2 separate regions of the Homo sapiens genome follow, and region 2 is linked to region 1. Evidence: chromatin loops called from intact Hi-C (ENCODE). Cell type or tissue: Calu3. All regions are shown on one strand.

Evidence for each region. A loop is a pair of places that touch in the nucleus more often than their neighbours do. Peaks named below come from ENCODE experiments on the same cell type or tissue, not always from the same donor. Only the 100,000 strongest peaks of a DNase experiment are listed, where the experiment ranks them.
Region 2: it touches region 1 in a loop (2.6-fold over the local background); 2 of 110 quality-filtered maps call a loop at or near these places.

What each region holds. Positions count from the first base shown.
Region 1 is chr1:221,964,808-221,967,307 of GRCh38, forward strand. All of the region lies in intron 1 of LINC02257 (long intergenic non-protein coding RNA 2257), which reads right to left. It overlaps LINC02474 (long intergenic non-protein coding RNA 2474), which reads left to right and starts at 1,603. Exons shown (of 3, transcript NR_149071.1): 1 at 1,603-1,695. RefSeq lists an enhancer at 677-1,289. In Calu3, no CTCF peak of the experiment used is centred here; DNase peaks (open chromatin) are centred at 401, 1,344, 1,954 and 2,124.
Region 2 is chr1:221,844,654-221,847,153 of GRCh38, forward strand. LOC124904517 (a long non-coding RNA gene) reads left to right here and starts at 1,276. Exons shown (of 3, transcript XR_007066885.1): 1 at 1,276-1,487. In Calu3, no CTCF peak of the experiment used is centred here; a DNase peak (open chromatin) is centred at 1,438.

The sequences.
Region 1 (2,500 bases):
GATATCAACATGACAGATGGCAGGCCCTGAAATAAATAGAAGTATTTTACCCCAAAATATATTTCTTTGACATATTTTGAAATGACCCTGCAAAGTTGTTTCTTGTGGGAAAAATCCACATTCTATAGAGAATCCCCTTCCCTTTCCAGGTCTTTTTCCTGATCCAGGAGAGAATTAAGAGTCTGGCACCTTTTTAAGTCTTATAAGAAACATTTACTATTATCTCTGAAGCCTGCTACCTAGAGGTTTCATCTGCATAATAAAAACCTTGGTCTCCTCAACCCCTTATCTTAACTCAGTCACTCCCTTCTATTGATTCCAGGCCTTTTGATAAACTCAACCAATTGCCAATCAGAAAATCTTTGAATCCACCTAAGACCTGGAAGTCCCCCCACACCTTTGATTTGTCCACCTTTCCAGACACAACCCATGTCATCTTAAAAGTAGTGATCGACATCTAATGTATATTAATTAATAAATTAGATCGACATCTAATGTATTGTGTCTCCCTAAAATGTATAAAACCAAGCTGTAGCCTGACTACCTTTGGCACAGGTTCTCAAGATCTCTTACGGCTCTTTCATGGGCCATGGAAACTCATATTTGGCTCAGAATAAAACTCTTGAAATATTTTACAGAGTTTGACTCATTTTGTCAACACCATGATTTGAGCAGGCAGCTCAAAGGGTAAATCCAATGAGGAAATAAGGATAAAATAATGTGTTCTGAGCACCTATTCTTTGTCAGGCTCTTTGCCTGTGTTATCTTTTAAAATCTGCACAACACTGAGAAATAGGCAATATTCCTATTGGGGCACAGAAAACAAAACCCCAACAGTTCAGGAACACAGAGGAAACGTCTTCATATTTTACACAAGTGAAGGAGATATCACAAGCATGAATGCCCTGAAAATGTTCCCCCAGTTTTCTGTTTAGTTCTGTTACTTTCAGGGTAACAATATTATTAATCATCTCTACCACTAATTGAGTGTTAGCCACATGCACCTAGCACTGTGCTAAGCGCTTTATATGCACCATTTCATTGAATGCTTGTAATTACAATGTGAATTATTATTATTATTTATTATTAACCTTATTTTACAATGAGACAACTTATTGTCAGGCCTCTGAGCCCAAGCCAAGCCATCGCATCCCCTGTGACTTGTGCCCAGATGGCCTGAAGTAACTGAAGAATCACAAAAGAAGTGAAAGACCCTGCCCGACCTTAACTGATGACATTCCACCATTGTGATTTGTTCCTGCCCCACCTTAACTGAGTGATTAACGCTGTGAATTTCCTTCTCCTGGCTCAGAAGCTCCCCCACTGAGCAGCTTGTGCCCCCACTCCCCCGCCCCTGCCCACCAGAGAACAAACCCCCTTTGACTGTAATTTTCCATTACCTTCCCAAATCCTATAAAACGGCCCCACCCCTATCTCCCTTCATTGACTCTCTTTTCGGACTCAGCCCACCTGCACCCAGGTGAAATAAACAGCCATGTTGCTCACACAAAGCCTGTTTGGTGGTCTCTTCACACAGATGTGCATGAAATTTGGTGTGGTGACTCGGATCGGGGGACCTGCCTCAGGAAATCAATCCCCTGTCCTCCTGCTCTTTGCTCCGTGAGAAAGATCCACCTACGACCTCAGGTCCTCAGACCGACTAGCCCAAGAAACATCTCACCAATTTCAAATCTGGTAAGCGGCCTCTTTTTACTCTCTTCTCCAACTTCCCTCACTATCCCTCAACCTCTTTCTCCTTTCAATCTTGGTGCCACACTTCAATCTCTCCCTTCTGTTAATTTCAATTCCTTTCATTTTCTGGTAGAGACAAAGGAGACACGTTTTATCCGTGGACCCAAAACTCCGGAGCCGGTCACGGACTGGGAAGGCAGCCTTCCCTTAGTGTTTAATCATTGCAGGGACACCTCTCTGATTGTTCACCAACGTTTCAAAGGTGTCAGACCATGCAGGGACGCCTGCCTTAGTCCTTCACCCTTAGCGGCAAGTCCCGCTTTTCTGGGGGAAGGGCAAGTACCCCAACCCCTTCTCTCCATGTCTCTACCCCTTCTCTGATTTTCTGGGGCAGGGGCAAGAACCCCTCAACCCCTTCTCCTTCACCCTTAGCAGCAAGTCCCGCTTTTCTGGGGGAGGGGCAAGTACCCGTCAACCCCTTCTCCTTCACCCTTAGCGGTAAGTCCCACTTTTCTAAGGGGCAAGAACGCCCAATCCCTTCTTTCCACACGCCGACCTCTTATCTCTGTGCCCCAATCCCTTATTTCTGCACCCTGACCTCTTATCTCTGTGTCCCAATCCCTTATTTCCGTGCCCCAACCCTTTCTCTGCTTTTCTGGAGAGCAAGAACCCCCCACCCCTTCTCTGTGTCTCTACTCTTTTCTCTGGGCTTGCCTCCTTCACTATGGGCAACCTTCCACCTTCCATTCCTCCTTCTTCTCCCTTAGCCTGTATTCTTAAGAACTTAAAACCTCTTCAACTCTCACCT
Region 2 (2,500 bases), 120 kb before region 1:
GCCTGAAAGGCAGGGCGATCAGAGACACTGGAAGAAAAGCCAGCCAATGAAGAAAGGAAGGTAGTTCAGATGATTTTTTAAATTGCACACTAACTCCTCCAGAGGAAGAGAGAGTAGAGAGAGAAGCCTGGGGCTCAGGAAGAAGGAGAAGAAAGAGAAAAACCTCCCAACCAGCAGATGTATATATTTTCCCCCTGTTTATTTTTTTCTAAGTCCGGTTGCAGGAAAAAAAAGCCCAAGCTATAGTTACTAATATGTAAGACATGACCCAAATGCAGAAATCTTCCCTTCATCATAAACCAGGTAAGTATAATAATAAAAACAAAGCACTTAGAGGTTATGGGAAGAAAGTATTTCTGCTTTCAAAACTTTGATTGGAGAACTTTATTTGAAAAACAGAGCTTTTAAATTATACTTTGTTTATGACATTTGGTTTATTATACTTTCTTCCACTTATGCTAGATTGTAGCCGGTCAGAGCCAGTGTCCCCAGCAATCCTAAGTAGCTAACCATGTTCACACTGAAAGCATTACACACCATGCATACACAGACAGACACACACGTACACACATGTACATATGTACACACACATACATCCAGCCATTCTTTGAAATCCAGCTCTTATCCCTCCACATCCTTTTTGAACACTTCCTGGGTTTTCAGCCTGTGTGATAATGAGAACCGTACCATGTTACTTGGTTGTTTATGAGCTAGTTACTTCTCTGGAACTATTATAGATTCTGAGCACCTTGAAGGCAAAAATCCCTTTGTACTCCCTGTCTCGCCTTTCTGTCTACTGCCCTCTACTCATCATAACACAGGTTGAGCACCTAGTGTGTAATGTAATCGCTTTGTAATTGTACAGACAATAATAGAGACATCACCACTAAGCTTTATCTTCCTCTGGTAGTAGGCAAACTCCATGACAAGATCTTTTACTACCTCTTTATTTATTTATTTATTTAGTTTTACCACATGCATCTTTTTAAAGGCAGTCCTTTAGGATACTTCAAAGAAATCCCTGAGTACATTTTACAAAAGTTTGCTCCCTGCCCACCCTCACCCACCAATGCAACACAACTTAGCAAATGCAATTTCTCTCCAAGTATAAACACTCAGAGGGGACAAGGAGGGGATTCAGTTCTCCCTGCAGTCATCCTGCCTGGGGTGGAGATCTGGCCCTTGTGGCTTTCATGATGACCACCACCTGCAGCCTAACCATTTGGGGCACACAGGAGAGGGTGGCTCTTTCTTGGGGAGATCATTGTTCAAAAGCCCCTCTATACCGTTTGTCTCTGCCGTGTTGCCTGCCAGAAGCAATGTCTGATGCCTCCACTTGGCAGCCACAGGCTGTGAGGTCATCTTTTCACCACTCGCTGTTCCTTCAGCATTTAAGCTCTCTGGCAGTGACTCAATGTTTACAATCGCATTAACCTGTGAGGAACGCCGTGGCTGTGTCGAAGAACAAGGCCCCTGCTGGCACCAAGGTAACTGTGGACATGTTCTTGGGAAGAGGTGAGGGGAGGGGGCAGGGAGCCAGGCACAGTGTGGTGGGATACCTGTGTGTGGGGAGCTCTCTTCCGCTCTTGGCAGGACATCCAGTTCCCAAAGAAGGAGAATGACCCGTCATGCTCAGTCTAGTTTGTGCTGTTGCTTGGAGGAGAATGACCCATTGCTGTCTTGTTCACAGGCCAGAGTGAGCAAATCCCCCATGCAGCCAATACACATGCGTAAGGGAGGCACAACGACATCCATGCAAAAGGAGCCTCTCGGGTAATGTTACCCTTTAGGGGCCCAAATAAAACATACATGCTGAAAATCAATCTCACTCCTAGAGTGGGAAAAAGCAAGAGAAAGTGCTTTCTGCTATGGAGGTGAAGACACACAGGAAGCATAGGCCTGAACAACTCAAAGGAGTCCTTCAAACTCCAGAGAATAGATGGTCGTCAGCAAAATGCTCTAACAGTTTCTAAATACAGTGAGCTCACAAATTTAATTCTCAACATGACTCAAATGTGCACACACAGGAGACACACTCTTTGTTTTGTCTGTAAAAATGATGGGTTCTTTCCTGAGGGTTCACTGACTGATTGGAGTGGGGGAATAATTTAGAGCCCCACCAATTTCAAGCCTAGTTGCATCTAATCATTTATACAGCCTCTTTAATGAATGTTTAGCCGTGGGCAAATGCTGGGCTTTCAGATAGCTCTGCCTTCTTCCTCCCTTCCAGGGAGGGAGGTGGTATCGTTAGAACTGGTATCTAAGTAAATGATGCTACCTTCTGGGAGAGGGGAGGGCTATGGGTCCTCCAGCTTCTTTGGTTCCTAGACAACTCAGTGGTTGCCCACTCTGCTGCCATTTGTGCACATGCATTAGGCTGAAGTTACTCAGCCCCTGAGGACTGTTTTTAGGTCCTGACCATGATATATAGGAACCAAGGGTAGCAACCAGAAAGCTAAGCTTCAAGGCTTCCAGCGACCAGACCATCCAGTATGCCCAA